2 separate regions of the Homo sapiens genome follow, and region 1 is linked to region 2. Evidence: read pairs that join two places in POLR2A ChIA-PET (ENCODE). Cell type or tissue: Panc1. All regions are shown on one strand. Each heading gives the region's core, and the rest is flanking DNA. Links, peaks and the distances in the headings are about the cores only. Region 1 overlaps SLC35F4 (solute carrier family 35 member F4). Region 2 overlaps SLC35F4 (solute carrier family 35 member F4).

The links. ChIA-PET counts read pairs that join two places held together with the same protein. Peaks named below come from ENCODE experiments on the same cell type or tissue, not always from the same donor. Only the 100,000 strongest peaks of a DNase experiment are listed, where the experiment ranks them.
Region 1: POLR2A ChIA-PET joins it to region 2 with 18 read pairs; 2 of 35 experiments call an interaction of 5 or more read pairs at or near these places.

The regions. Positions count from the first base shown.
Region 1 is chr14:57,845,365-57,861,506 of GRCh38, forward strand. The region is part of intron 1 of SLC35F4 (solute carrier family 35 member F4); the gene reads right to left. Among named protein-coding and RNA genes, the nearest start is that of SLC35F4, 13 kb to the right of the region's middle. In Panc1, for the core only: no CTCF peak of the experiment used is centred there; no DNase peak of the experiment used is centred there; H3K27ac peaks cover 619 bases.
Region 2 is chr14:57,784,744-57,800,885 of GRCh38, forward strand. The region is part of intron 1 of SLC35F4 (solute carrier family 35 member F4); the gene reads right to left. Among named protein-coding and RNA genes, the nearest start is that of SLC35F4, 73 kb to the right of the region's middle. RefSeq lists enhancers at 655-1,854, 1,246-1,745, 14,676-15,175. In Panc1, for the core only: no CTCF peak of the experiment used is centred there; no DNase peak of the experiment used is centred there.

The DNA.
Region 1 (16,142 bases), core at 5,799-9,798, 62 kb after region 2:
GTGGCTGTGAGTTATAATGAAATCGTATATGCTATTGCTTCGGCAAGGGTAAAATGCATACAACTGTCGGAGAGAGGTTGTAGCATTCTTGAGAATTTACATCCCAAATCTTTGTGTGCTATGGTTTATTATTCAAGCCTCAAACATTACTCTGCAAACAATTCAGGCTTACATTGGTTACAATCCCACTATGACTGTATACAGTGCCTATTTGGGTATAATTTTCTATTGAAAGCCACAGGAAAGTTAACTGTGTTAAGTTTTAGCATAAGCTGAGATTCTCATTCCTGATTTTCTTCCCTAATAAGCTTTTATATGTCAGAAGCTGTATGTGCTGGGGTTTTACATGCATGATCTTTACATCAAGTGTAAATATTTTTTAAAAAGATAGAACTCTAAACTCCAAGTATGTTATATGCTTTGCCACCATTTTCCATCCTTTATCAAGCAATCAAACTGGATTGAGAGAGGTACCTAAGTCCAAAGTCAAAGGGCATATCCCCTTCTCTTCTCACTTCTTTCCTGGGAGACAGCCCTACACACTAGGAGAGCCACCATGAAATTCTACACTCCCAGCAAATATAATCAGAATGTAACAGAAGTCAAGATGAGTAATAAGGCCATTGAAGACAGCTTTATTAAATACTGCACAAGGCACTGAGAGGGAATTAACATCTGGAATGGCCTTTTATTCTCTAATAAGCATAAGTATGTCATCTCCTCTGAAACAGGTAAGAAAGGAAGGGGAAAAAAACACCAAGAGATGTCTTAGACCAAGGTAATCAGATAATCTGCCTCAACTAAAATTCCACTGCATCATTATTGAAATAAGGCCCCCAAAAGAAGGGAGTAACATGATCAAATCAGAACACTCATCCAAACCATTCGGAATTTCTCCCTAGGATGAAGATCCTGCCAATTCCAAACCTCTTTTTCCATTCCATGAGTCATAAACCCAGTGGGATTCCTTCCACAAGGATAAATTTCCATGTTGCCTGAATATTGGGCCAAGTGTGTTTGGTTAGCAGATTATTCAGTCCTGAAACAAACAAACAAACAAACCAGGCAGCCTCCATAGGCCCCTGAATGAAATAACAGTCGTTTTTCCGAGATTCTAGCCCAAGTCACAGGACAATTTTCATTGCATTTTAGCATATAGTGCAAAATCATTGAAAACAAAATCAATTTTTGTTCCTGAGAGTCTTTAGTGAATTTTTCCCTGAAATTCACTTGTATACAGAACTTAAAGTTCATATCCACTACTAAGATACATGAGATCACATGCCAAGACTTTAGTAGCCAAGAATTTTTCTTGAATTAATATGGCTGATGGGAAACAAAACTTGGAAAATCTAAAATAAACTCATGAGTTATTAACAGTGACGTTATCCCATGCTTTGAGAGCTCAGAAATGCATCAGAGTGAGATTAAATGTGTCAGGGGGTTTCAGAGAGTTAGTGAGAGTACATACCATAGGCCCCAGCCTAAACCCTCCTCAATCTCCAAACAGACTCTTGCAACAGAGAAGGGAATATATGGATACCCAGCTTGTTCTAGGAAAGCGACAGATTATCCACAGCTAGTGCTACTCAAAGTGCACTCTGCAGATAGTCCTGGCCATGAACTGTTACCAGACCATGACAAATATAGAAATTGAGAGTAATCACTGAGAAATATTTATAGCAAGTTGACACTACTATAATATTTCAGTGCATAATTATGTTTTCTACTATTTCATTTTTGTTAATTTTGCCAGAGTTTTGGAAATGTAAAAACAGAAACTGGCTAGGTAAAGAACCAGATAGTTTGAGACATGCTGCCCTAGACCCTTGTTCATAGTTTTGGCTGCTCTTTGGGATCTCCTTGGAGCTTTAAAAAGTACTGATGCCTGGGTTTCAATCCCAGTAGTCTGTTTTAACTGGTATGGAATGCAAGCTGTGCCTTGGGATTTTTTTTCACTCCCAGATGTTTCTAATAAGCAGCAACTTGAGAACCACTTTTCTTATACTGGTAAGGGATAAGAGAAGGCATTCAGGGGCTAGTAAACTGGAAACACACACAAAAGTAATTCTTTATCTTCTGTTACTTTGAAAATTCTTTATCTTCTGTTACTTTGAAAATTTGAAAAATATTTTCTTCAGATTAAGTTATAATTCAGTGTTTCATTATAAACAAAGGTAAAATGGGCCAGGATACCATGATATCCTATAATACAAGGTCATGTGAGGTATAATTTTCAGTGTAAATGTTTTATTACAATATAACATACATACAGAAAAGTGCATAAACCTTATGTGTACAGCTCGATGACATTTTCATAAACGTATCAATGTAACCAACAGTCAGATCAAGAAACAGATAATGCACAATATTATTTTCCCCCATGTTGTGACATCTAAAGTAGCTTCTCACTGAGAGAAAATAAAAATAATGTACTCTGCCACTATGAATATGCCATTTATCTTAGTTTACAGTAAATGTAGTAAAAGTTGGAAGATACTGAGTAATAAAAACAGAAAGTGCAATGATTCTATCTGAAAGATGACAGATTGAATACAAACATCTGTATTTGCTCATTCAGGAAGTTTCACTAAAATAACGATGAATGTATTTTAAAGGCATAAATCCATAAAAACGGAAGAATCAGGAAAGAAGATAATTATAAAATTTTAGGAGCCAGAAAGTAGTAAATGACTTGTCAGGCCTGAGAAAACTGAAACCTAAATTGAGGGTAGAGAAAATGGAAATTAGTTTAATTTACCACGCAGAATTTCTCAAAGCCTGGAAATTGTGGCACCAGTTACTGCTATAAATAAGGCTAAAATCAGCAGTCTTGTGTAAGCCTGTTTAAGGAACATTATGGCTTCTTAATCCCCACCCTCATTCAGCATTTGACTATACCTCCCTTCACCCTGGCAAAGGGCAGAGGTTTATTCTCCGAAGATGCTCAAACAAAACTCTACAGAGACACCAGGCATGGTTGAAGACTGCGGTGCTATACCAAAATCATGGAAGAATTGAGTGAATCTGTATACGCTGCCCACTGAGGCTCCCAGGTTTCTTTCCTACTTGACTGTCAGAATGCTGGTGGTAAGCCAGGAGATTCAAAAAGCCTTCTATGAGCCAAGGGAGCAGATCTTAAGAAAACGATATTGAAGGTTCCCAAGGAAAAAGCCCAGCTGATTAACGGTAGAGTCATCATAGACAAGCTCTTTTGGGAGATGATTCTCCATGAGTCTTTCCTGCATTTCCACATATCATGTGCAGGCACTGACAGCTTTTTGTTCTGAACTATTGCTTCAAGAGCCTGGATAAGCAACAGATTTGAAGGGTAGAAATAAAGTTTCCCTCAAAAACAGAAGGCAGGTTTGTTTGCTAACATCTCTTTCTGGGGCAAACATTGGGTAGGTTTGTTTGTAGGCCGTTATAAATGATTGGCATTTTCTAAGCTCAGGATTCCTCGACTGTCACACAAACCTACTATACATGCTGAGGATCCACCTTGGTTACTTCATATTGTCCCCGTGGAACTTGGGGAGCAAGGGGAACCAACATAAACATGAAATTCATGCTGCCTGCTGGAGTGTGAGTAATAAAGTCCTTTGAATCTGACCCAAGAGTCTCATGTCTTTTGCCAGCATCTGTGAAACTGTAGCATGCTAACTTGATAATTTGAAAGTGGTATATAATGCCAGACCCTTCATAGTTCTTGACCACTTCAGCCATTCTCACAGATTATAAACAGTTTTTGAGTCCTTCACTCTAGAATATAAGCACATAAAAAAGAATCACAACATATCCAAGAATACTGACTAACAATTTTGTTGTTGTTGTTGCCCAGGCTGGAGTGCAGTGGCATGATCTCGAGCTCACTGCAACCTCCGCCTCCTGGGTTCAAGCGATCCTGCTGCCTCAGCCCCCATAGTAGCTGGGATTATAGGCATGCGCCACCATGCCCAGCTAGTTTTTGTATTTTTAGTAGAGATGGGGTTTCGCCATGTTGGCCAGGCTGGTCTCGTACTCTCGACCTCAGGTGATCCACCTGCCTCGGCCTCCCAAAGTGCTGGGATTATAGGCATGAGCCACCAAGCCCAGCCCACAAAAATTTTTTTTTAAATTTTAAAACAACTTGGAGGAAACAGACCATTCAGGGGAAGAAAACTTTGTAAAATATAGTATTAATATCCTTAAGGAGATAAGAGAAGATATTCTATCCATAAAACAAGAATAAAATGCTATATTTTTAAGAGAAATATTCAGAAAACAAAAGAGCTACTAAAACTTTAATAAAACTTGAAGTGAAAAACTTAATAGAAGAGTTTAAAAATAAAGTACAACATATAGACAAAGGGATAGAAAACAGGAGAGAAAAGGTTAGAACCTGTGTACTTCATTACAGCATCAGCCATTACATCAGAAACCATACCTCTCAAATTCATACTGCTTAAGCCAATATAAGCAGAGCTTTCTTTACTTTCTAACTGACTATCACATTCTAACTGACTGTCAAGCAAAAGAATACACACACACACCCCTGAGGAAACTTTGGAAACCAGTACGTCTTGGTAAAGGATACACTGGTTTGCAGTCTGGAGCCACAGATAAAGATGGAAGCAGTGCCTTTATCAAATAAAACTATCTCCCCAAACCTGCCCATTTGCCATAATTTAGATGCAAATATTGAAGATACCAGCCACTATGCTAATTTCCCCTCAGCAAACAACCAGATATCTCACAATATTTCTAACTCCTGACTCTCTGTATGTGTATATGAATGTCATTGAAAAATAAAATCTATTCTGTAAGCCTTTTAGGACACATGAAAAGTTGCAACGTCAAGCAAAACTGTACTTGGGGAGAAAAGTAGGTTGTGCTGCTTTGGAAATGAAAGTAGTTTTGCACATTAATATGACTTGCTGCCTTACACATCAGCATGTAGTGGCACCTGAAATACTGTCAGTAATCCTACAAGAAACCTATTCTACTGTCTTGAAAGTAAAAGTCAACTCCATTAGAGCCAGGGTCAAAATTATCACCTCCTCAAGAATTTTGTTTTTAATCAAGAAAATGTGGAGTTCTTCTTCACTACCTAGAAGCTGCTTTGCTTCTGGAAACCATGATTGAAATCTTTAACTGGCATTTGGGAAGACATTTGTATCACTTTTGAGAAAAAAAGGAAGCCCATTCATAGAACAATTCAGTAAGGAGAAACTGATTCATAGCTTTTCTTACTTTATGGATATAACATGATACTTTTTTTCATTTAAAGCTTCACAGTCACCATTATAATGCAGCTGGAAACTGCAAGTTCTTTTGGAAACACTGTTTCTCAGAAAACTAAGGATCCAGAGTGACGATGTGTCATAAAATGTCTTCTCTGTAGACCAACAATCCAAGGGTACCTAGGTATACTGCAGGATATGTTTGAAGGACAATTCTGCTTGGATGACCTTAACATTGAAACGGATTCATCATTCTTTTCTTGTAGACAAAGACTGCATGGATGGTTTTTGAGGCCTTGCCTCAAGGATGATCTCATTGACTTGAATACTAATGAAATAATATGACATTAATTCAACTTGTAGGATCAGGAAATCTGGCATTTCTTGAAACATGTCCACCCTCTTCCTGCAAAAAAGCTAGTAGATCTCTAATTTCATTTGCTATCTCATATCCTTGTGAGTCAACATTTTTAGAAGGTGTTAAGACTCCCAGCACATTGAAGAAAACTGGGTGTCATGCACATTGTCATGCCTAAGACCACTGCAAAATTTTAGCTTTTTATTAGTCCAACCACAAGAGCTTTCTCACTAAAATTTACCTTTAAATAAAACTAAAGTTCACTTATATTTTAACAAATTTAAATTATTTCCATCTTCCAGATATTACCATTAAATTTTGCATACATTATTATGAAATTTAAAAATAGATAAAACTCAGTGGAATTATTTTATAGCCTGTACTTGTGAAGTAAACTTCCAATGTAATAAACTGCATGAAAATGTTTGGTGTATATGTGCATTTGGGGGATAGGTGAGTAGTTCATAGATCAGATTTTCAAAGATTTCTGTATCTCCAACATGTTAAACATAGAAATGCTAGAAACCACTGTTATACACTGTAAAACAGTCTCTAAACTAGTATGCAATTATGATGTCAAGTCAAACATCAATTTAATCCTTAGTCACCTTGAAAACTAGCAGTTAAATTTTCAAATGTAATCTGATCCAAGCCCTAAAATGTGTGCCAGGAAGTTCCTATAAAATTGAACTTTTCAAGTTTAATGCACTAAAAGCCTACCTGAGAGACATGACAAGTAAATGCAATCTGGTACTCTGGATTGGGTCTTAGAACAGAATGAGAACCTTAATTGAAAAACTGGTGAAATCCAAATAAAATCTAGAGTTTAATTAATTATAACGCACCAGTGTTGGTTTCTTCATTTCTGGCAAATGTACCATGCTAATGAAAAGTGTTAACTGAGTGAGGAAGCTGAGTGAGGGGTTACGGGAACTCTCTGTATTATCATTGCAACTTTTCTGAAAAATTTAAAAACATTCCAAAGAAAAATATTATCTTGGAAAAAAGAAGCCTATTTGATATTTTCAACAAGGCTTAATCACTCATCCAGCCAATATTTATGGAGTGCCCAAGCATTGTTCTTTGTGCTGGTCATACGGTGCTGAACGAAATAGATCCATCCCTACCTACTCTTAGGGACATAAGAATCTAATGGGCAGAAAAGCATTAAACAGTTACAAAAGTGAACATAAATTGCATTAGCCACTTGTGGTAAGTGCTATAAAGAAAAAGTACATGAGATGATAGAGGTGCAAAGCTGGAAAGGGCTCTCAGAGGTGGTGGCACTTAATATGAGACCTGAGGAATGTTGAGGGGCCAGACAGGTCACACCACCAGGAAGAGGGGAGAGCTTGTTCATCATCTTAGATGAATGAAAGAGCCTGGAACAGGAACCAGTAAAACCAAAACATAATAAGGTCATGAAAGTGTGGTGGCAGCTAAAGAATCAGACCTTGTAAGATCTTATAAGCTGCGTTCAGAGTTTTATAGTTTTCCAAAGAAATACAGGAGGCCACTAACGACTTTAACCAGAGGAATGGCATGATCCAGTGAATGCTTCTGAAAGGTGATCATGGTTCCTACACAGATGTGGACTAGAAAGGAACAAGACAAGCAGTTCCAGCTTCAAGCACTTGCAATTTTCAAAAAGTTCTTAACTTCTAAGCACCTTTGTTCTAAAAAGTCTGTGGGAATAATAATGTCACTTTAGATGCAGTACCGCTTCTTCAGACCCTGTCACCATAACTCCAGCAGGGAAGATGGTGCCTCAATAGCCTCCAACTCACTGGATTTGGATCTGTCCTCTAGAATGCCTATAACTGAACATGGGCTTCAACAAAAACACAAAATAGATACCAAAGGCACATGACTTGGAGTTTAGTAAGATATTAGCAGGAAAAACCTGAAGGCTCTAACGCTCTTAGGAATCTCTGCTTCACAAGGCATAAAGAATTCTTCTTATGTCTGGTTTTCAGTACCATGAAACCATTACTGACATCTCACTAGTGCCATCTTGGCATTAGCCTAGGTCTAAATATAGCAAACCTCAGACTGCAGGATAGTGTAATGTTCAATCTCTGTTTAAATATACCATGTTAAATGTCATCCTCAATTACTGTACATTGAATCGGAAAGACCTGTTGTATTGCCCTATCTGACCTAGAAAAAGAAATACGTTTTCCAAACTTGATGTAACCAGTGGCACTTCAATGAAGCTTAACAAGTAGTCTGCAGTGCTAGATGGGCACTCTTAAACAGAATTCTCAAGGACTTATACTCTAAATAGACACTTGGATTTTCTCAGTTTCTAGGATGATACAGTATCTATAAGTTCATTACATATTATCTAGATTCACTCTAAGGGCTCTCAGGGCCAGAAGAGAGAAAAGATGGAATCTTGATTGAAGCCTATAATTTGATATAAAAAATGCAATGTTCTGTGAACCAAATAGCTATTAAGTTAAGTGTCAAACCAATTGCCCTGTTTCTCTAAACTATCATCTCTTCCCTCATACAGTCAATAGGGTTACAGGAGAGGGCCTCTGGCAGCCATGATTGGGAAACTTGACCCTGCTCCAAACCGCCACCATCAATAGGGTCAAGAGTGTGCATGTGATATAAATTGGGCCAAAATGTCTCTTTCCCCAGGAATCTGGATTTAGAAGTAAGAGATTCTCGCTCAATCTGTCTGCTCTCTTGAATAGAGGACACGTAAACGCTGGAACTGCTGGCAGTGGCTATTTTCGACCATTTGGACAAGGAAATAGAGAAAGCCAGCCTGAAGCAAGAGACAAGAATGGGGAGCATGTGCCAGAGAAAAAGAGATGAAAGACAGAGCAAGAAGTCTTCCTGTTCTCCCCACAGCCCTCCAGGACCTGATTTCAGCCTATACCATCTTACCCCTCCCCTTCAAACCCATGAGAGACTCCCCGGTGTCTTTTCAATAGCTCCCATTTTGCTTCAGCTAGTTCAAGTGGAGTCTTGTGACTAGAAACCAAACAAACCATCACTAATACTCCACATCTTTCCATTTTACATAGTCTCAAATGGCATAGAACCAGCTTGCCAAATTCTTTAAGCCAAAATCCTTGAAAGGAGAATCCAATTCCAGCCTCTCAAAGCAGATAAATGAAAATCAGTGAAAAAATGCTTATCCTGAAATGTTAGGTGGGAAAAAAAGCAGGACAAAAAATTGTATTGTAACTACACTACAGTTTATATTTCTCAATAAATCAAGAAATGAAGTCCTGTATGCCTTAGGAAAACTGGAAAGGAATTAACCAAAATAACAGTACTTGTGTTAGGGTAACAAGATTATTTCCCTTCTTCTTTATATTTCTCTGTGTCTTGAAGTAGTTAAATGCTTTATAATTTTTAAAAAAAAATTATAACTCCAAAGACTATGTAGAAACATGTAAATACGTTTGTAACATAATGATATATTTTTAAAAAAAGAACATAAAATAGGCTGTCTGTTACATTTGTGGCTACATACATAGCTAAAAAAAGAACTGTCTTTTTAACACTCCATGTATGAAAGGAACAATGCTACTTCCAATGGACATTCCCGAATTAACCCTCAGCCTTCATTTCCTCCCCACCTGTTTGCCCTCACTATCCCATCTTCACCCCATCCTACCCAAGCTATCCATCTTCAGCTGAGATTCCACCTTTCCCTGCTACCTCTCTCCCAACTTCACCCTATTTTGGTGCCTGAGTACCTGCATGCATCTGCAGACATGTAGACCCATTCTGCCACTCACTGGCTGTCGATTTGCCTCATCTCTTTTAGTTCAGTCCATTTGGAATCACCTCATCACAGATGGCTTCCAGCCCATTTTAAATAAGCTATGCCAAGAGGCAATCCAGGTAGAACCGTCCCTTTCTGTTTTAGCACTAGACAAGCCAGAAATTGGTAAAGAGTAGAAAGTAACAACCAAAAATAAAAACCATTGTGAACTTGGACAATTTATACTTGTGTTTAAATTGCTGTAGCATAATTTTTAATAACAACAATTTAAAATACAATTATGGGTATGACCAAAAAATAAATGGTAAGCCATTTACTTACAAGCAAAAAGTGAGCATGGTTCTTTGAAGTCATAAAACTGATTCTATTCATTTCCTCATAATTATAACAGCTTCCATACATTGAACTGGATGTTGTTCCAGACACTCAATAAACATTATCTTACATAATCCTCTCAACTACCTGTGAGGCAACTATTATCATTCCCATTTTATAGGAACAAAACTGTTGATCTGAGAGGAAGTTAAAGAAACTATCATCAGAGTAAACAGGCAACCTACAGAATGGGAGAAAATTTTTGCAATCTATCCACCTGACAAAGGACTAATAACCAGAATCTACAAAGAACTTAAACAAATTTACAAGAAAAAAAAACAAACAAACCCATCAAAAAGTGGGCAAAGAATATGAACAGACACTTCTCAAAAGAAGACATTTATGCAGCCAAGAAACATATGAAAAAATGCTCACCATCACTGGTCATTAGAGAAATGCAAATCAAAACCACAATGAGATAGCATCTCACACCAGTTAGAATGGCGATCATTTAAAAGTCAGGAAACAACAGGTGCTGGAGAGGATCTGGAGAAATAGGAATGCTTTTACACTGTTAGTGGGAGTGTAAATTAGTTCAACCATTGTGGAAGACAGTGTGGCGATTCCTCAAGGATCTAGAACTAGAAATACCATTTGACCTAGGAATCCCATTATTGGGTATATACCCAAAAGATTATAAGTCATTCTACTATAAAGACTTACACACACGTGTATTTATTGTGGCACTATGCACATTAGCAAAGACTTGGAACCAACCCAAATGTCCATCAATGATAGACTGGTTTAAGAAAATGTGGCACATATAAACCATGGAATACTATGCAGCCATCAAAAAGGATGAGTTCATGTCCTTTTCAGGGACATGGATGAAGCTGGAAACTATCATTCTCAGCAAACTATCACAAGAACAGAAAAACAAACACCACATGTTCTCACTCATAAGTGAGAGTTGAACAATGAGAACACATGGACACAAGGCAGGGAACATCACACACTGTCGGGGGTTGCTGTGTTGCCCAGGCTGGAGTGCAATGGCATGGTCTTGGCTCACTGTAACCTCCGCCTCCCAGGTTCAAGTGATTCTCCTGTCTCTACCTCCCGAGTAGCTGGGATTACAGGCATGCACCACCATGCTCAGGGGGCATGTCAGGGGGTGGGGGAGCTAGCATTAGGAGAAATACCTAATGTAGGTAATGGGTTGATGGGTGCAGCAAACCACCATGGCACATGTATAGCTATGTAACAAAACTGCACATTCTGCACATGTACCCCAGAACTTAAAGTATGTTAAAAACATGGCTAGCAAGTAGCATAGCAGGAGTATAGACCTAGGTCTTTCTGTTGCCAAAGTTTGTGGTCTTTGCATTAGACCTTGTAGCCACAAACCAGGTCTTAGATAGGCTTTCAAAATAAGGTACATCTAAAATTTAATGTTAAATCCAAGTATTAGCTAGTGAAAGTAGTATTTTGCATTACAAATATCCAGTTTATATGTAAATTTATATTTTAAATGCAAAATACACATCAGAATAAACTCTGTAAAAACTACCACACTATCTACCATCAATAACATATACAACGATATTTAGTATTAACATAGACCTTATGTGTTCTAGTTTAAAACCATATTACAAAATACTTCTCAAAACCACATATTAATGGTACTTATTTGTTACTGTTTACAAAACACTTCCTCTCATACATAAAGAGGCACAAATCTTACTCTCAGGGTATAAACATAATATGAACAAGGATAGATATTTATTGCACTTATTTCACTAGTAATAGAGAATTTCATAACTTGTTCCAGTGAAAGTGCATAAGAGTTATACAGTATTAATATTGTACCAGGAAGATCAATACTAACAACTTCAAAAGAAGAAAGAGGAGAAACCACATTTTCTTTCTTATGATTCAGTAACTTTATTCTACTCTGTGTTTTTTAAAAATTGCCTTTTCCTTGGCCGGGCACGGTGGCTCACGCCTGTAATCCCAGCACTTTGGAAAGACGAGGCGGGTGGATCACCTGAGGTCAGGAGTTCGAGACCAGCCCGGCCAACATGGTGAAACCCCATCTCTACTAAAAAATACAAAAATTAGCTGGGCATGGTGGTGCATGCCTGTAATCCCAGCTACTCGGGAGGTGGAGACAGGAGAATCACTTGAACCTGGGAGGCGGAGGTTGCAGTGAGCCAAGATCATGCCATTGCACTCCAGCCTGGGCAACACACCAAGACTTCATCTCAAAAAAAAAAAGTTGCCTTTTCCCCCATTGAAGCACAGAAAATCTTAAGAAGGAAGTAAGGATGCACAAATGCAGAAGTTACAACCAGGCAGGTAAAATGATCATAAAACACCATTTAGTGTATTCTCATTCTTTAAAGTACATCTATTTGATTCATTCATTGCTGGTATTTTTTTTCTTTTTCTCTAATCACTACTACCATCATGTACTCTTTCTTTTTCTGTGTGAAAATAATTATCTCTCTAATTTCTTCAAATGGAACTAAATATTTCATTCGTTAGCACAATAAACTTTATTGAGCAACAAAATATACCACTTTGCCTAAAATAAAATAAATAAAGATAAATTCCCTGCTCTCCCCAAGCTCTATGGGTGAGATAGTTTTGTGCAAAGCAAAAAGCCCAAAATAGTGTGCTAAATGCTGGAGCAGAGGTGAATACACAGCATTACAGGAGCACAGAGGGAGGATTAGCCAGCCTGGGGCATTTGGGAAGCTTTACAGAGGACAGCACATTTAAACTGCACTTCTAAAGATAAATAGGAGCTTTCTGCAGGGTGATGAAGGAGACAGAGAGGGAGCACTGGGGCCAAAGTGCAGTAAAGCACTGAGAAGCAAAAGAGCATGGGCACAATAATGTCATTAAAACAATGAGCTGCCATCATCACTGGCCATCAGAGAAATGCAAATCAAAACCACAGTGAGATACCATCTCACACCAGTTAGAATGGCCATCATTAAAAAGTTGGGAAACAACAGGTGCTGGAGAGGATGTGGAGAAATAGGAACACTTTTGCACTGTTGGTGGGACTGTAAACTAGTTCAACCATTGTGGGAGACAGTGTGGTGATTCCTCAAGGATCTAGAACTAGAAATACCATTTGACCCAGCCATCCCATTACTGGGTATATACCCAAAGGATTATAAATCATGCTGCTATAAAGACACATGCACACGTATGTTTATTGTGGCACTATTCACAATAGCAAAGACTCGGAACCAACCCAAATGTCCATAAATGATAGACTGGATTAAGAAAATGTGGCACATATACACCATGGAATACTATGAAGCCATCAAAAAGGATGAGTTCATGTCCTTTGTAGGGACATGGATGAAGCTGGAAAGCATCATTCTCAGCAAACTATCGCAAGGACAAAAAACCAAACACTACATGTTCTCACTCGTAGGTGGGAATTGAACAATGAGAACACTTGGACACAGGAAGGGGAACATCACACACCAGGGCCTGTTGTGGGGTTGGGGGAGTGGGGAGGGATAGCATTAGGAGATATACCTAATGTAAATGACGAGTTAATGGGTGCAGCACACCAACACGGCGCATGTATACATATGTAACAAACCTGCACATTGTGCACATGTACCCTAGAACTTAAAGTATAATTTTAAAAAAAGGAGGAAAAAAAAGAATTACTATAAAAAAAAGAAAGAAAGAAAAGAACCAATGAGCTGCATGATGAGACTATGACCAGAGTGTGCGAAGATCATATGGGATATAAGATCTAAAAGGAAAGTTGGGCCAATGCAGTAGCTCACACCTGTAATCCCAGTGCTTTAGGAGGCTGAGGTGGGAGGTGTGGGAGGATCACTTGAAGGAGTTTGAGACCAGCCTGGGCAACATAGCAAAACCTGATCTCTAAAAAAAAAAAAAAAAAATTAATTAATTAGCTGAGTGTGATGATACGCACCTGTAGTCCTACTCAGGAGGCTGAGGTGGGAGGATGGCTTGGGCCCAGGAGTTTAAGGCTGCAGTAAACTATAATTGCACCACTGCACTACCAGCCTGGGTGACAGAGTAAGACCCTATCTCTTAAAAAGAAAGGGGGCTTAGGGGGAGGAAGAGAGAGAGAGGGAGGAAAACAGAGCAAGAGAAATAAAAGGAAAAGCTGGACTAAAAATTCAACAACTAGTGATTGGCGAAGTAGATTAAAGTGCTCGCATATATGGAAGACTATATGCATCCACTAAAATTTAAGTTATTACAAACAATATAGACCAACGAGATAAATGTTCAGTACAAAATTAAAGCCACTTGCGTGTGTCCATGGGCATAAAAAAGACTGAAAGGATATATACCAAAATGTTAACACTAATCATCTCTGGTAGTGGAATTATGAGTAATTTTGTTTTAATCTCCCTTTGCTCTCTGCCTTCCAGATTTTCTGCATTAAGCATGTATTACTTAGGCAATTAGAGGATTGTGGTGTAGGGGGGAGAAATGTGTGCTAAAATAGAACAATATAAGCTGGGTTCAGATTGTGGCATGCTAAGTAATTTGGACTTTATTCCACAGAAGTGAAAAATTACTTCAGGTATTTGATTAGGGGTGTGAGATGAACACATCTGCACTGTAGGGAAGTAAATATTTTTAAGGTGCGTATGCTGGATTGGAAGGACTTGAGGCTGGGCAAAAGATGCGATGGATAGAAGGCAGTGATCGCAGGACTGGAAAACACATATCTGGGGTAAAACGCACAGGATTCATTAACTGATTATAGGGCAAGGGGAAAGGGCAGAAGCTGAGGATAACTCAGAGTTTCTGGCTTGGACAATTGGTTTGATATAGACATTAGAAGCTGAAATGCATAATGAGAAGGAAAAGGCACATTTTAAGGACAGAGTGATGATTTTGGTTTTATGTGTGACATGACTGGAGGACATTCAGGTAGAATGTTCGAAGGAATTTTGAAATACAGGTGTGGGTTCAGAAAAAGTGGGCCTAGAATTACAGACACACCAAAGATGGTAATGCCATGGGATTAAATGAGCTCACTCAGGGAAGGCAGAAAGTGAGAGGACACAGCTGAAGCTAGAACTTTGGGGAATGCTAAGTCATAGCAGCCGTCCAAGCACCCAGAGAGCCAAGAGAGCCAGAAGCGGGTAGAGTTCTTTTTGAAATGGGGATGATACCAGAGCTGGTACCCAAGTAAAAGGGAAAATATTTACTACAAATTGCAGCTTCCAATAGACAACCATCATAGAACCTGATCACTAATGGAGTATAGAAAAAACAAAAGGCCAACAGGTACAAAGGCACAAAACAAAGAGAGGCAACTGTTTACCAAAGGTGGGTGAAGAGAGGCGAAGTAAATGCACTCCTTTACTGATACCTTTCCAGGGAAGGTGGGACTGTTTGGAAAGCTGTCAAAGCTGACCTACTGCATGGCTGTTCTAAAACAGTGATTTCAACTCTCTTTTTCACAGACAAGAAAATCCATGTCCACCAAGAGGTGTCCCAGGTCTCAGAGCCAGTTGCTGGCAGGTTTAAGGATATAATTAATTTCCAAACCACTAGGGTTTAATTCAACCATACATCAACACACTGTTTCCCTATACAAACACACAAAAAAGAATACTCACCCCAAAAATATCAATAATGGAATACAATAAAACATGAATGAATTTATCCTTTCATTTGACTTATGGAAATGAATTAAATTTCTTATAGCATACAAACCACCACCTCCTACCTTTCCAGCTAACTTCCACTAGTCTTTGATTCTACTGAGACCTCTAATTCATGGACCCTACCATCTGTTCCCTGTCCCTAATTATCTAGATTTCCTCTTCTCTGCTTACCAGGTTTAATTTCCATGATCAATCATTTTATTAATACAACTCTTTTGTATACAACTCCGTTGTCCCTATTTTTTAATACCCATTGGATAATCTGTAACTCTGGTTATATCCTTATCTCTACTTGTTCTATGCCTTTACTGTGTTAATGAATGAGCCAACCTACTGGCTGGTCTTACTTTAAATTTGTGACCAAAAACTTTAAACGGACCCTTAAGGCTGCCAGACAACCTGAGCGCACTTCCCCAGTCCATTCACTCTCCCTATTTGTTTTAACTATTCATACCTTCTCTATCCTCCAGCCTCTACCATGTCCTCCACCATCCTCACTCTCATTTGGTGATCTCTCTTTCTACTTGGAGAAGACTGCAGCAACCAGAAGAGAACCTCAACAGACTCCCACCATCTCAGTTATACACTTTCCCAAACGGGCCCCACACACCTTACCCTATATCCATGTTCCTATCTAAGGCAATGTCCCTTCTCTTGTGTACTAGTTTCCATACACTATCTCTCCAACTTCATTAATTTTTCTTTCTCTATTGAATCATTCTCATTTGCATGCAGACTTGCTCTTATTTCTCCAATCTTTAAAGAAAGAAAAACTTTCTTGAGCCTGCTTCCTCCATTTCTTC
Region 2 (16,142 bases), core at 4,110-8,109:
CATTTTTATAAAGTTACACCAAGTATACCTAACTCTCTTGCCTCCCCTTCCACCTCTGCCACCCATGAGACAGCAATACCAACCCCTCCTTGTCCTCTTCCTCCTCAGCCTGCTCAACATGAAGATGATGAGGTTAAAGACCTTTACAATGATCCACTTCCACTTAATGAAGAGTGGGATGTTTTCTCTTCCTTATGCTTTTCTTAATAACATTTTTTCTCTACCTTATTGTAAGAATACTCTATATAATACACATAACATATACATTTTATGTTAACTGACAGTTCATATTATTGGTAAGGCTTCCAGCCAACAGTAGGCTATTAGTGGTTAAGTTGTGAAGAAGTCAAAAGTCATAGATTTTTGACTGCACAGGGAGTTTGTGCCTCTAACCCCTGCCTGTGCAAAGGTCAGCTATGGTTTAAATATTTTGATGATTAAAAATTAAGCCTCGGTTACCTGAAGTTTATACTACATGAAATATCTCTGTCATGGTGCCAGATATCATAATTTAACCCAGATGGCAGCTATGGTATCACACTGACTCTTGGCCAAGGGCAACAAACTTCTCTCCTTGATGATAGATAATCGAGCCCTCCATTGCACGGCACCCCTGCCTGCTTCCCCTGACAATGAAATGAGACAGTAGTACATAAATTACTTTTAAAAAGCACTCAGTAAGGCAGGACTACATTGCAGTTCTGTACAGAGCAGTATGCGGAGGCTTGTGTTGTGAATTTTAGCTCCAGATAACTGTAAGAACAAACCAGCAATCCCGAGAGGACCCACAGACCCTCTGAAGGAAGCAGACTGCTCATACAGGACCCAGGAGACACCCCAAATACTGTGAGTGCCCCAACTGCAGAAGTGGGGAAGGGAGACCCTCCTCTCCCAAATGCACACCCCTACTGGAGAACCTGAAGGTCTGTTTGCAGGAAAAGTTTCTGACTTTACCTGGAGCTGAGTCCATTTAGAGAGCTGAGTGAAATACTGGGGAAGAGGAAGCAGCAGAAACGCCCTGGGAGCTTTCTGGGTCCCCTGGCAGGCAATTCCTGCCTAGTACCACAGGGATCCATTGGGAGGGTGGCCAGAGAAGCAGGGGTAAGACTCTGCAGGGAGAAGGAATTCTCTAGCTGAACTTGGTAACAATTTGAATGGGGCAAGAAGCCTCCTGGCCAGAACCTGGGGGAGGGCGCAAATCCAGTGTGCAGACTCCACAGGCAGGGGAAGAACCAAGGCCTTTTCTTTGGCAGCTGGAAGACGGGTAACCTGGGGCAAGTTTTCAAGCCCCCCTCACCCTCTGCCTGGAAATAAACTCAGGGCTGTTGGGGGTAGGGCACAGTGGGAGTGAGACTGGCCTTCAGTTTGCGTGGGAGCTGGGTGAGGGCTATGAGTGCTGGATTTCCTTCACTTCCCTGACAACCTGCATGACTCAGCAGAGGCAGCCATAATTCTCCTAGGTACACAACTGCGGTGACTTAGGAACCTCACTCCCATACCTCACAGCAGCTGCAGCAAGATCCGCCCAATGAGTGTCTGAGCTCAGATATGTCTAGCCCTGCCCCCACCTAATGGTCCTTCCCTATCCACCCTGGTAGCAGAAGACAAAGGGCATATAATCTTGGGAGTTCTACGGCCCCGCCCACTGCTGGTCCCTCTCCACACTACTACAGCTGATGCTCTCTGGAAAGTGCCACCTCCTCACAGGAGGCCAACTGGCACAAAAACCGAGCATTAAACCACCAAAGCTAAGAACCCTCACGGAGTCCATTGCACTCCCTTGTCATGTCCACAGAACAGGTGCAGGTATCCTGGCTGGGAGGTCCATAGATGGTTCACATCACAGGACTCTATGCAGACAATGCCCAGTACCAGCCCGGAGCCAGGTAGACTCACTGAGTGGCTAGACCCAGAAGAGAGACAACGATCACTGCAGTTCAGCTCACAGGAAGCCTCATACTTAGGAAAACAGGGAGAGTACTACATCAAGGGAACATTCCATGGGTCAAAAGAATCTGAACAGCCTTCAGCCCTAGACCTTCCCTCTGACAGAGCCTGCCCAAATGAGAAGGAACCAGAAAACCAACCCTGGTAATATGACAAAACATGGCTCTTCAGCACCCCTCAACAATCATATTAGTTCAGCAGCAATGGACCCAAACCAAGAAGAGATCCCAGATTTGCCTGAAGAAGAATTCAGGAGGTTAGTTATTAAGCTAATCAGGGAGGCACCAGAGAAAGGTGAAGCCCAGTGCAAGGAAATCCAAAAAACGATACAAGAAGTGAAGGGAGAAATATTCAAGGAAATAGAGAGCTTAAAGAACAAAGCAAAAATTCGAGAAACTTTGGATACACTCTTAGAAATGTGAAATGCTCTGGAAAGTCTCAGCAATAGAACTGAACAAGTGGAAGAAAGAAATTCAGAGCTCAAGACAAAGTCTTCAAACTAACCCAATCCAACAAAGACAAAGAAAAAAGAAAAAGAAAACATGAACAAAGCCTCTAAGTAGTCTGGGATTATGTTAAACGACCAAACCTAAGAATAATCGGTGTTCCTGAAGAAGAAGAGAATTCTAAAAGCTTGGAAAACATATTTGGGGGAATAATTGAGGAAAACATCCCCAGCCTTGCTAGAGACCTAGTCATCCAAACACAAGAAGCACAAAGAACACCTGGGAAATTCATCGTAAAAAGATTGCCTGATCACAATGTCATCAGGTTATTCAAAGTTAAGATGAAGGAAAGAATCTTAAGAGCTGTGAGACAGAAGCACCAGGTAACCTATAAAGAAAAACCTATCAGATTAACATCAGATTTCTCAACAGAAACGCTACAAGCTAGAAGGGATTGGGGCCTATCTTCAATCTCCTCAAACAAAACAATTATCAGCCAAGAATTTTGTATTCAGTAAAACTAACCTTCATATATGAAGGAAAGATAGTCTTTTCCAGCCAAACAAATCCTGAGAGAATTCGCTATTACCAAGCCACGACTACAAGAATTGCAAAAAGGAGCTCTAAATCTTGAAACAAATCCTGGAAACACATCAAAACAGAACCTCTTTAAAGAATAAATCACACAGGACCTATAAAACAAAAATACAAGTTAAAAAGCAAAACAAAAAACCAAAGTACACACGCAACAAAGAGCTGGATGAATGTGATGGTACCTCTTATTTCAATACTAACATTGAATGTAAATGGTCTAAATGCTCCACTTAAAAGATACAGAACTGCAGAATGGATAAGAACTCACCAACCAACTATCTGCTCCCTTAGGAGACTCACCTAACACATAAGGACTCACATAGACTTAAAGCAAAGGGGTGGAAAAAGGCTTTTCATGCAAATGGACACCAAAACAAGCACGGGTAGCTGTTCTTAGACAAAACAAACTTTAAAGCAACAGCAGTTAAAAGAGACAAGGAGGGACATTATATAATGGTAAAAGGCCTTGTCCAACAGGAAAATGCCACAATCCTAAACATATGTGCACCTAACACTGGAGCTCCCAAATTTATAAAACAATTACTAATAGACCTAAGAAATGAGATAGACAGCAACACAGTAATAGTGGGGGACATCAATACTCCACCGACAGCACTAGACAGGTCATCAAGACAGAAAGTCAATGAAGAAACAATGGATTTAACTATACTTTGGAACAAATGGACTTAGCAAATATATACAGAACATTTCATCCAACAACCACAGAATACACATTCTATTAAACAGTGCATGGAACTTTCTCCAAGATAGACCATATGATAGGCCATAAAATGAGTCTCAATAAATTTAAGGAAATTGAAATCACATCAAGCACTCTGTCAGACCACAGTGGAATAAAACTGGAAATTAACTCCAAAAGGAACTTTTAAAACTATACAAATACATGGAAATTAAATAATTTGCTGTTGTGGATCTAACAGACATCTACAGGACTCTCGACCCCAAATCAACAGAATAGACATTCTTCTGAGCACCACATAGCATTTATTCTAAAATTGACCACATAATTGGAAGTCAAACGCTCCTCGACAAATGCAAAAGAACGGAAATCAAAACAGTCTGTCAGACCACAGTGTAATCAAATTAGAACTCAGGATCCAGAAACTCACTCAAAACCGCACAACTACATGAAAACTAAACAACCTGCTCCTGAATGACTACTGGGTACATAACGAAATGAAGGCAGAAATAAATAAGCTCTTTGAACCCAATGAGAACAAAGATAAAGTGTACCAGAATCTCTGGGACACAGCTAAAGCAGTGTTTAGAGGGAAACTTGTAGCACTAAATGCCTACATGAGAAAGTGGGACAGATCTAAAATCGACAACCTAACATCACAATTAAAAGAACTAGAGCAAAGAAATTCAAAAGCTAGCAGAAAAGAAGTAACTAAGATCAGAGCAGAACTGAAGGAGATAGAGACACACAAAACCCTTCAAAAAATCAATGAATCCAGGAGCTGGTTTTTTGAAAAGATTAATGAAATAGACCACTAGCCAGCCTAATAAAGAAGAAAAGAGAGGAGAATCAAATAGATGCAATAAAAAATGATAAAGGGGAGATCACCACTGATCTCACAGAAATACAAACTATCATCAGAGAATACCATAAACACTTCTATGCAAATAAACTAGAAAATCTAGAAGAAATGGATAAATTCCTGGACACATACACCCTCCCAAGACTAAACCAGGAAGAAGTCCAATCCCTCAATAGATCAATAACAAGTTCTGAAATTGAGGCAGTAATTAATAGCCTACCAACCAAAAAAAGCCCCGGACCAGATGGATTCACAGCTGAATTTTACCAGAAGTACAAAGAGGAGCTGGTACCATTCCTTTTGAAACTATTCCAAACAACAGAAAAAGAGGGATTCCTCCCTAACTCATTTTATGAGGACAGAATCATCCTGATATCAAAACCTGGCAGAGACACAACCAAAAATAAAATTTCAGACCAACATGCCTGATGAATATCAATGTGAAAATTCTCAATAAAATACTGGCAAACTGAATCCAGCAGCACATCAAAAAGCTTATCCACCATTATCAAGTTGGCTTCATCCCTGGAATGCAAGGCTGGTTCAACATACACACATCAATCAATGTAATGCATCACATAAACAGAACCAATGGCAAAAACCATATTATTATCTCCATAGATGCAGAAAAGGCCTTTGATAAAATTCAGCACTGCTTCATGCTAAAACACTCAAGAAACTAGGTACTGATGAAACTTGCCTCAAAATAATAAGAGCCATTTATGACAAACCCACAGCCAATATCATACTGAATGGGCAAAAACTGGAAGGATTCCCTTTGAAAAGTGGCATAAGACAAGGATGCCCTTTCTCACCACTCCTATTCAACATGTTATTGGAAGTTCTGGCCAGGGCAATCAGGCAAGAGAAAGAAAAATGGTATTCACATAGGAAGAGAGGAAGTCAAATTATCTCTGTTTGCAGATGACATGATAGTATATTTAGAAAATCCCATCATCTCAGACCAAAAACTCCTTAAGCTGATAAGCAACTTCAGCAAAGTCTCAGGATACAAAATCAATATGCAAAAATCACAAGAATTCCTATACAACAATAATAGAGAGACAAATCATGAGTGAACTCCCATTCATAATTGCTGCAAAGAGAAAAAAATACCTAGGAATACAACTTACAAGTGATGTGAAGGACCTCTTCAATGAAAACTACAAACCACTGCTCAAGAAAATAAGAGAGGACACAAACAAATAGAAAAACATTTCATGCTCGTGGATGGGAAGAATCAATACTGTGAAAATGGCCATACTGCCCAAAGTAATTTACAGATTCGATGCTCTTCTCATCAAGCTACCATTGACTTTCTTCACAGAATTGGAAAAAACTACTTTAAATTTAATGTAGAATCAAAAAAGAGCCCACATAGCCAAGACAATCCTAAGCGAAAAGAACAAGCTGGAGGCATCACACTACCTGACTTCAAACTATACCACAGGGCTACAGCAACCAAAACAGCATGGTACTGGTACCAAAAATGTCATATAGACCAATGGAACAGAACAGAGGCCTCAGAAATAACACCACAAATCTACAACCATCTGATCTTTGACAAACCTGACAAAAAATGCAATGGGGAAAGGATTCCCTATTTAATAAATGGTGCTGGGAAAACTGGCTAGCCGTATGCGGAAAACTGAAACTGGACCCATTCCTTACACTTTATACAAAAATTAACTCAAGATGGATTAAAGATTTAAACATAAGACCTAAAACCATAAAAACCCTAGAAGAAAAGCTAGGCAATACCATTCAGGACATAGTCATGGGCAAAGACTTCATGACTAAAACACCAAAAGCAATGGCAACAAAAGCCAAAATTGACAAATGGGATCTAATTAAACTAAAGAGCTTTTGCACAGCTAAAGAAACTATCATCGGAGTGAACAGGCAATCTACAGAATGGGAGAGAAATTTTGCAGTCTATTCATCTGACAAAGGTCTAATATCCACAGTCTACAGGGAAGTTAAACAAATTTACAAGAAAAAAAACAAACAACCCCATCAAAAAATGGACAAAGGATATGAACACTTTTCAAAAGAAGATATTTATGGCCAACAAACATGTGAAAGAAAACTCATCATCACTGCTCATTAGATACATGCAAATCAAAACCACAATGAAATACCATCTCATACCAGTTAGAATGGCGATCATTAAAAAGTCAGGAAACAACAGATGCTGGAGAGGATGTGGAGAAAGAGGAATGCTTATACACTGTTGGCAGGAGTGTAAATTAGTTCAACCATTGTGGACGACAGTGTGGTGATTCCTCAAGGATCTAGAACTAGAAATACCATTTGACCCAGCAATCCCATTACTGGGTATATACCCAAAGGATTATAAAACACATGCACATGTATATTTACTACAGCACTATTCACAATAGCAAAGACTTGGAACCAACCCAAATGCCCATTAAAGATAGACTGGATAAAGAAAATGGGGCACATATACACCGTAGAATACTATGCAGCTATAAAAAAAGATGAGTTCATGCCCTTTGCAGGGACATGGATAAAGCTGGAAACCATCATTCTCAGCAAACTGACACAGGAACAGAAAACTAAACACCACATGTTCTCACTCATAAGTGGGAGTTGACCAATGAGAACGTATGGGTACAGGGAGGGGAACATCACACACTGGGGCTTGTTGGAGGGTGGGGGGCAAGGGGAGGGATAGCATTAGAGAAATACCTAATGTAAATGACGGGTTGATGGGGGCAGCAAACCACCATGGCACATGTGTACCTATGTAACAAACCTGCACTTTCTGCACATGTATCCCAGAACTTAAAGTATAATTTAAAAAAAAAGGAAGATATATGAATGGCCAGAAACATATGAAAAAATGCTCAACATCACTAATGATCAGGGAAATGCAAATCAAAATGACAATGCGATACTACCTCACTCCTGCAAGAATATCTATAATCAAAAAATAAAAAACAGTAGATATTGGCATGGATGTGGTGATCAGTGAACCCTTCTACACTGCTGGTAGGAATGTAAACTAGTGCAGCCACTATGGAAAACAGTGTGAAGATTCCTGAAATAACTAAAAGTAGAACTACCATTTGATCCATCAATCCCACTACTGGGTATCTACCCAGAGGAAAATAAGTCACTACATGAAAAAGACACTTGCACATACATGTTTATAGCAGCACAATTTGCAACTGCAACAATATGGAACCAGCCTAAATGCCCATCAACCAATGAGTGGATAAAGAAAATGTGATATATATATGTATATATGCACACACATACCATGGAATACTACTCAGCCATAAAAAGGAATGAAATAATGGCATTGGCAACAACCTGGATGGTGTTGGAGACCATTATTCTAAGTGAAGTCACTCAGATATGGAAAACCAAACATCGTGTGTTCTCACTTATAAGTGGGAGTTAAGCTATGAGGACACAAAGGCATAAGAATGATAATGGACTCTGGGGACTCAAGGGGAAAGGTGGGAGGGGGGTGAGGGATAAAAGACTACACACTGGGTGCCGTGTTCATTGCTTGGTGATGGGTGTACCGAAATCTCAGAAATCACCACTAAAGAATTTACTCATGTAACCAAACACCACCTGTACCTGAAAAACCTATGAGAAAAATTAAATCATATAAACCTATAATTAAGTGTATTTTATTAAAATGGAATACATTAAAAAAACTTTTTAAATTAAAAGCACTCAGCAAAATTAAGGGGTGTAACTTAAAAAACAAAACCAAAATATTAGAAACTGGTGTCTAGAAAACACAGAAGAAAATTCTCCAAAGGCCTAACCTCGTCTTATCACAAAACTTACCAAATCCTGAAAATGTGCCCAGGCTCCTCTGAGTAACAGAATGCAAAAGAATTAATAGTAAAGGGGTGAATCTGAGAAAAATAACACCTGCTCCACCTTTTTTATGCTCATTTTTTAAAAACTTTTATTTTTTTTTTTTCAATTGCTTTAGGGGTACAAGTGGTTTTTGGTTACATGGATGAAACTGTACAGTGGTGAAGACTGGGCTTTTAGTGCACCCATCACCTGAATGTTGTACCAAATAGGTAATTTTTTATCCCTCACCACACTCTTACCCTTCTACCTTCTGAGCCTCCAATGTCCATCAAACTGTCCTGTATGCTTTTGCATACCCATAGCTTAGCTCTCACTTATAGGTAAGAACATTTGGTATTTGGTTTTCTGTTCCTGAGTTACTCAGGATAATGGCCTCCAGTTCCATCCAAATTGCTGCAAAAGACATTATTTAATTATTTTTTATGGCTGAGTCATATTTCATGGTATATGTATACCAAATTTTCTTTATCCGTTCATATTGTTGATTCTATATCTTTGTAATTGTCATTTGTGCTGCAATAAACATATGTGTCCAGGTGTCTTTTTGATATAATGACTCCTTTTCCTTTGGGTAGATTTCCCAGCAGTGGAATTGCTGGATTGAATGATAGATTTACTTTTGGTTCTTTGAGAAATCTCCATACTGTTTTCCATAAAGGTTGTACTAATTTACATTCTCTGTGTAAACCAGTGTATAAGCATTCACATAGACCAATAGAACAGAATAGATAACCCAGAAATAAAGCCAAATACTTACAACTAACTGATCTTCGACAAAGCACACAAAAACACAAATTGAGGAAAGGACATGCTATTCAATAAATGGTGCTGGGAAAATTGTAGAAGAATGCAGAAGAATAAAACTAGATTCCTATCTTTCATCATATAAAAAATTAGCTTGAGATATGTTAAAGACTTAAATTTAAAACCCCAAGCCATAAAAATTCTAGAAGAAAACCTAGGGAAAACTCTTCTGGACATTGGCATAGGCAAAGAAGTTATGACTAAGACCCCAAAAACAAATGCAACAAAAATAAGTAAGACCAAACTAAGCTAAAAACTTCTGCACAGCAAAAGAAATATTCAACAGAGTAAACACACAACCTACAGAATGGGAGAAAATATCTGCAAACTATACATCTGACAAAAGACTAATGTTCAGAATTGACAAGGAACTCAGAGAAACCAGCAAGAAAAAATAATCCCAAGAAAAAGTGGGCAAACAACATAAACAGACATTTCTCACAAGAAGATATACAAATGGCCAACAAACATATGAAAAAATGTTCAACATCACTAATCATCAGGGAAATGCAAATTAGAATCACAATGAGATACCACCTTACCTCAGCCAGAATGACCATTATTAACAAGTCAAAAATTAATAGATAATAGCACAGATGTGGTGAAAAGCAAACTTGTTCTTTTTCTACTTTCTCTTTTATAGTAGCCTTGACTACTGAATGGGTCTGTAGGCCCATTCTGTTCATTTTAATTCATGCTTTGGGTTTGAACTTCTTTTAGATTTCCAATGTCATTCATCATTCTGGCCACTTGACCTGGGACAAAACTGCTTCTTTGGGTGTGTTCTATAAATGCTATGACTGTAGTACCCTGCAAATAATATGTAAATGAAACGACTCGAAAATAGGTGCTTCATGAGTCCAAGTAAAACATACTTCTGGGAAAAAAAACTGACCTTTTGAGCATTCAACTATTATATGTACTGGTTTTGGAGATTAATGAAAAGACCTTCAGAAATCTTGAAGATGCTGGTGGAATTCAGAAGATGGGTTTTGAATTCCTGCTCCATCAATTATTACTTATATAGCTGTGAACAAATTACACCCATCTCTGGAAGCCAAATTTTCCTCATCTGTATGTTAGAGATAAAATTAGCTCCCTTCCTCAAAAGGTTGTAACTAGGATTTAAATGAGCTAATGTGTGCTTATCACAGATGTTGGGACTTTGCATATATTCAATAAATGTTAGTAGCTAATATTTTCATTAAATGTAATCATATCCCTTCCTAGTCAGTTTGTATATACAGACAAAGCAGAATATTTACTAGGTTTGGATCGATGGAAAAATAGAAAAATCTTGGTAAACAAACTTAAAAGTTTTTGTTCTGTCTATGACTTTCACATATGTGCTCAGCCTTCAAGTTTCTCCCTGGTAGTCTAGAAGAAGCTGAAAAGACTTCACTTATTTAGGAACCATTCACTAAGAACCTAATGTGCATAAGGAAGGAAAAATAATTCAAGAGCTCGCCACCCAACAACCTAACTGAACATATCGAAGTCATCAGAATTTCTGGCCAACTTTACATATTCAAATCATTTAGCCAGTCTGCTTATGTATTGATCCAATATAATAAAAATTTCTAAATCAGTCATGTTATAGCATTATACATTCAGTTAGAACTATCAGCTACAGGAAAGTCACCCAGAAATCCAATGGACTAGAAGCCAGTAGATGGCAAAAACTCCTTTGAAAAAATAACACATGGAAATATAAAGCTGATTTCCAAACAGAATTAAATAAATGAAAATGATATATATTCTAGTATAAAAATATTTATATGATGAACTTACGAATAATTTAAAAATTAATAATAGACATCTTTCACTTTTTTTTCCTTCCAACCTTTATATTAGGTTTGGGGGTACATATGCAGGTTTGTTACATGGGCAAATTGCATGTTACTAGGGTTTGGTGTACAAATTATTTCAGCACTCAGGTAGTAAGCATAGTACCCAATACCTAGTTTTTCAATCCTCGCCCACCTCCCACCCTCCACCCTCAAGTAGGCCTCAGTGTCACTTGTTTCCTTGTGTCCATATGTACTCAATGTTTAGCTCCCACTTATAAATAAGAACATGCAGTGTTTGGTTTTCTGTTCCTGCATTAATTCAATTAGGATAATGGCCTCTGGCTATATCAATGTTGCTGCAAAGAACATTATTTCATTCTTCTATATGGCTGCATAGTATTCCATGGTACATATACCTCATTTTCTTTACCCAGTCCACCATTAATGGGCATCTAGGTTGATTCCATGTCTCTGTCATTGTGAATAGTGCTGTGATGAACATATGTGTGCATATGTCTTTATGAACAACTTTTAGAATGACTTTTCATTTCAAAACTTTCATCTACCCCTATATTACAGGTTTTTATATCTGAAACATAATCAATCTATTTTCACCAGATTTGTGGAACTTTGCTTGATTACCTCAGTTAAAGAACAAACTGCATCTAATCTGACCTGTGAATTAAAATTTGTATACAATCTTTTTATAGTCACAGTCAAACAATTGTATTTTCAGGTAACAGGAAGATAACATATTTCTGCTTGTGCAACTTGTTTCAAATACACATAAATTAAAAATATTAAAAGTCATAAATAAAAGCATTAAGAGCAGAGTAGGTAGTGAAAGGAACTCCTCTAGCAGCAAAACATTGAATTTTAGTTCTTCCTCTTAAAAACATTTATTTAAATTCTCATGTAAATAGTGTCATTCTAAAGTACTACACATGCAGAATGAAATAAGTAGGCATAGCTGGCTCCTGGCCATAGCAGATGGAAGGAAACCAATGAAGCAGTTAAACATCAAGCTAAGGAGTTCACATGAGCACACACTTGCACACAAACACACATACACACAAACCCTCAATGAATATTATCCAGTGTTAATGAAGTATTCAGTTTCACTGGGAATCTCAGATGACAGGTGACATTAATTAAAATATTAACAATTTTGTAAACACTAACAAGGTGAATGTGCTCTTGCCACTCAGTGAAAATATGCAAGGACATTAATTTGCATTTGCACATGCACAAATCAGCTAAAACTTTCTAATTTCAGGGCTCCTTCCTACACAGAACAGCTTTCAGAAGCATGCCCCAAAATGCACACAAAATCTTTTGCTATAACCTCTTGGCAACTTCCAGGATTCATAAAACCATTTTTAAAAGGCACCCTCAGTAACCTTGACATTCAGAAGATCTGTGAATCTTATCCATAGTCTAGCAGTCCCATGTTCCATCACCTCTGCTAGCAGAGGATGGACACTTGCTGCCTGCTGGGCAATTTGCGGGCAGGATTCATTCATGTTCCCTCTGCCCCAGGTAATTTATGATTCTGTTTTTAGCATTTCCAATGTAGCCAGGCCAGCTGGATTCCTCCTGGGAAGTAGCATTGGGATTATTCATGAGGCACAGAATGAGATAGGACAGCTGGGTCAAAAGGGAAAGGAACTGTAGAATGTCCTCATCCCCGCTTTGCCCATTAAAATATATTGTCACTGACTAGCTGTGTATTCTTCTGCCAGTCACCTCATCTCTTTGGACTTCAGTTCCTTATCTGTAAAATAATAGAATTAAAACTCTGAAGTACCTTCCAGCTCAAACAGTCTATGAAAAGTAGCTTAGGAGTATTCTATGCACCTAAAACGTATATAAATCTACTGAGGAAGAAGGGTCCATGATGAAAAAGGCATTTAAAAATGCACAGAAAAGACCAGATGTCTTATAAAAATGGAAGTTAACTGAGAAGAAATTTGTAAACTCCAAACAAAACATGAAACACTGGGTGATAAGTAGAATTCTTGCTCTCAATTTGTCACTCCCCTGTAATAGTTTATATCCTTGCCATATATCTTGACAGTATGGGGAAGGTACTTCCCCATCCCTTAATCTTGGACTTGGCCACGTGACTCACTATGACCAACAGGATATTAGTGAAAGTAATACAAAGTAGAGACATAAAATGTGCTTGTGCATTTGGGTTGCTCTCCTAACCTCCTGCCATTGCCAGAGGGAAAATATACAATAGGTCGTCACTCATCAGTCTGAACTCCAGAAAAGACCCATGAAGCAGTCTTGAACCAAGCCTGCAGCCTAGAGCCAAGACCAGCTGAGCCTAGGTAAACTTCACACAGCCCACAGACCCACGAGCAAAAAAAAAAAAAAAAAAAAAAAAAAATTGTGATAGACCACTGAGGTTTAAGGGTCATTACAAACCATTATTACAACAAAAGCTGACAAATACACTCTACATGGAAATAACATATTGAAAATGGAGAAAATGCCTAGAGGACCTGAGAGGCTAAACACCTAGGTAGGTATCACAGAACCTGGAATGAAGTGTACTCAACATGGTCACAAGTGTGTAAAAATGACAGTGAAAACAATTTTAAAACCATACACGAACGACAGCAGGATCCTCTGTACTCAATTTTAAATGAACATCATTAATAACCATATATGGTTAGCTTGATGACCTTAATTAGGCCTTAACTGGGTAGAAGGTAAAACTAGTTCAAAAATCTAAACAATTCTGAAACTTCCTTCAGACCATTTGTTCTCACAAACTACCACATACCATCCTGTCATATTATCTGAGCCAGGGAATGCTACAGATGCATCTCATAAGCATGATGCTGTCGAGCACACACCTGCTGAAGAGACAATGTTTCAGCATTTCTCCTAGGATCCAGAGGCTACTAAATCTGAACAAATCAACTTTATAGGAAATGTGCACATATCTGTTCTGTAATTAAATGGTAAATGTTGCCATTTGATTTTTATGCTTCTCTATTGGAGCCAGCGGCACGTCCTGCTCAGCCAACTTTAGGGCTTTTACAGTAAATGCAGCAAGGTCTTAGGTTTAGCAGCTTAGTTCTGTTTAAAAACTAGATAGAGAGAAGCAGAGAATAAATGAAGCAGAGAAGATAAGCTCCAAAAACTCAGTCAATATCAGAGCACCACTCACGCTAAGAATGAAGTATCTGTTATTTTTACCACTTGATAATAGAATTATGTAGCCAATTAAAACAAAGTTTGGGATTGACACAAGATGTCCAATTAGAAGCAGCTGCGGTCCTCAGCGCTCACAGGAATGAAAGGCTGCGAATAAATTCTGCACCTTCAACTGAAATATCGAGGTTCTTGCATTGGGACTGACTAGGCAAACAACTTGACCCACAAAGAACAAAGAAAAGCAGGGACGGAGCAACGTCCCTAGGAGCTGCTCAGAGCCAAAGAAACCCCCACCCCCAGCCAAAGGAAGCAGTGATTGTGCAGCCCCAGCCGGGAAACCACGCTTCTCCCACAGATCTGTGCAACCCATGGATCAGGAGATCCCTCGTGAGCCCACGCCACCAGGGCTTTGGGTCCGATACACAGAGCTGTGTGGAGTCTCGGCAGAGCAGACACTCAAGCATACACAGAGACCTAGGAGTTTTACCTGTTCTGGCCCCGGGATTCCCAGCGAGGTGGCAGATCCGTCTGTACATATCCCTAGGAAGGGGGCTGAATCCAGGGAGCCACACAGCATCGTTCTGCAGGCCCCGTTTCCAAGCACCTCACAAGTTAAGACCCACTGGCTTGGAATTCCCGCCAGCCAATGGCAACAGGCTGGAATCTGCCTGAGACCGGCGGAGCTCCTGGGGGGAGGGGTGGCCACCATCTCTGTGGTTCAGTAGACTCAGCTGCTTCAGCCCACCAGCTTTGGAGAATACAAATGGTCAAAACGAGGAAGGCTCCCCCTCAATGCAGCACAGCTGCCTTGCCAGATCATGGTCAGGATGCTTCTTTAAGCAGGATCCCGATCCATTCCTCCTCACTGGGTGGGACCTTCCCATAGGGGCTTCAGCCACTCCAGCAAAAGTTCTATGGACAGAGCTCTGATCTCTCCCTGAGATGGAGCTCTGAGGGGGAGGTGCAGACACCATCTCTGCGGTTCAGTCAACTCAGCTTTTCCAGCCTGCCAGCTGTGGAGAATACAAATAGTCCAGACAAGGAAGGGTCCCACACAACCTAGCACAGCTGCCTTGCCAGCAGTGGCCAGACTGCTTCTTTAAGCCGGACCCCAATCCCATTCCTCCTGACTGGGGAGGCCTCCCAACAGGGGTCTCTAGCCACCTCCTACAGGCACGTTTGGGCCGGCAACATGTCAGTACCTCACTGGGACAGAGCTTCCAGAGGAAGGATCTGGCTGCCATCTTTGCTCTTTCACAGCCTTCACGGGTAATACCTCCAGGTACAAGAGAAACCAAGGCCGCTGGGGTCTGGAGCGGATCCCCAGCAACCTGCAGCAGTCCCTGCAGTAGAGTGGCCTGACTGTTAAAAGAAAAACAAACAGAAAACAACAACAACATCAACAAAAATGACCCCACAGAAACATCATTCAAATGTCGGCAACTTCAAAGACTGAAGGCAGCTAAGCCCACAAAGATGAGAAAGAATCAATGCAAAAAATGCTAAAAACTGAACAAGCCAGAGTGCCTCTTCTCCTCCAAATGACCACAACACCTAACCAGCAAGGGCACAGAACTGGACTGAGGCTGAGATGGCTGAATTGACAGAAGTAGGCTTCAGAAGGGGGGTAATAACAAACTTCGCTGAGCTAAAGGGGCATGTTGTATCCCAATGCAAAGAAGCTAAGAATCATGATAAAACAATACAGGAGCTGATAGCCAGAATAACCAGTTTAGAGAGCAACATAACCAAACTGATGGAGCTGAAAAATACAACGCAAGAACATCACAATGCAATCACAAGTATCAATAGTAGAATGGACCAAGTGGAGGAAAAAAAAACTCAGAGCTTGTTGAAGATTATCTGAAATAAGACAGGCAGACAAGAATAGAGAAAAAAGAATGAAAAGGAATAAACAAAATCTCTGAGAAATATGGGATTATGTAAGGAGACTGAACCTA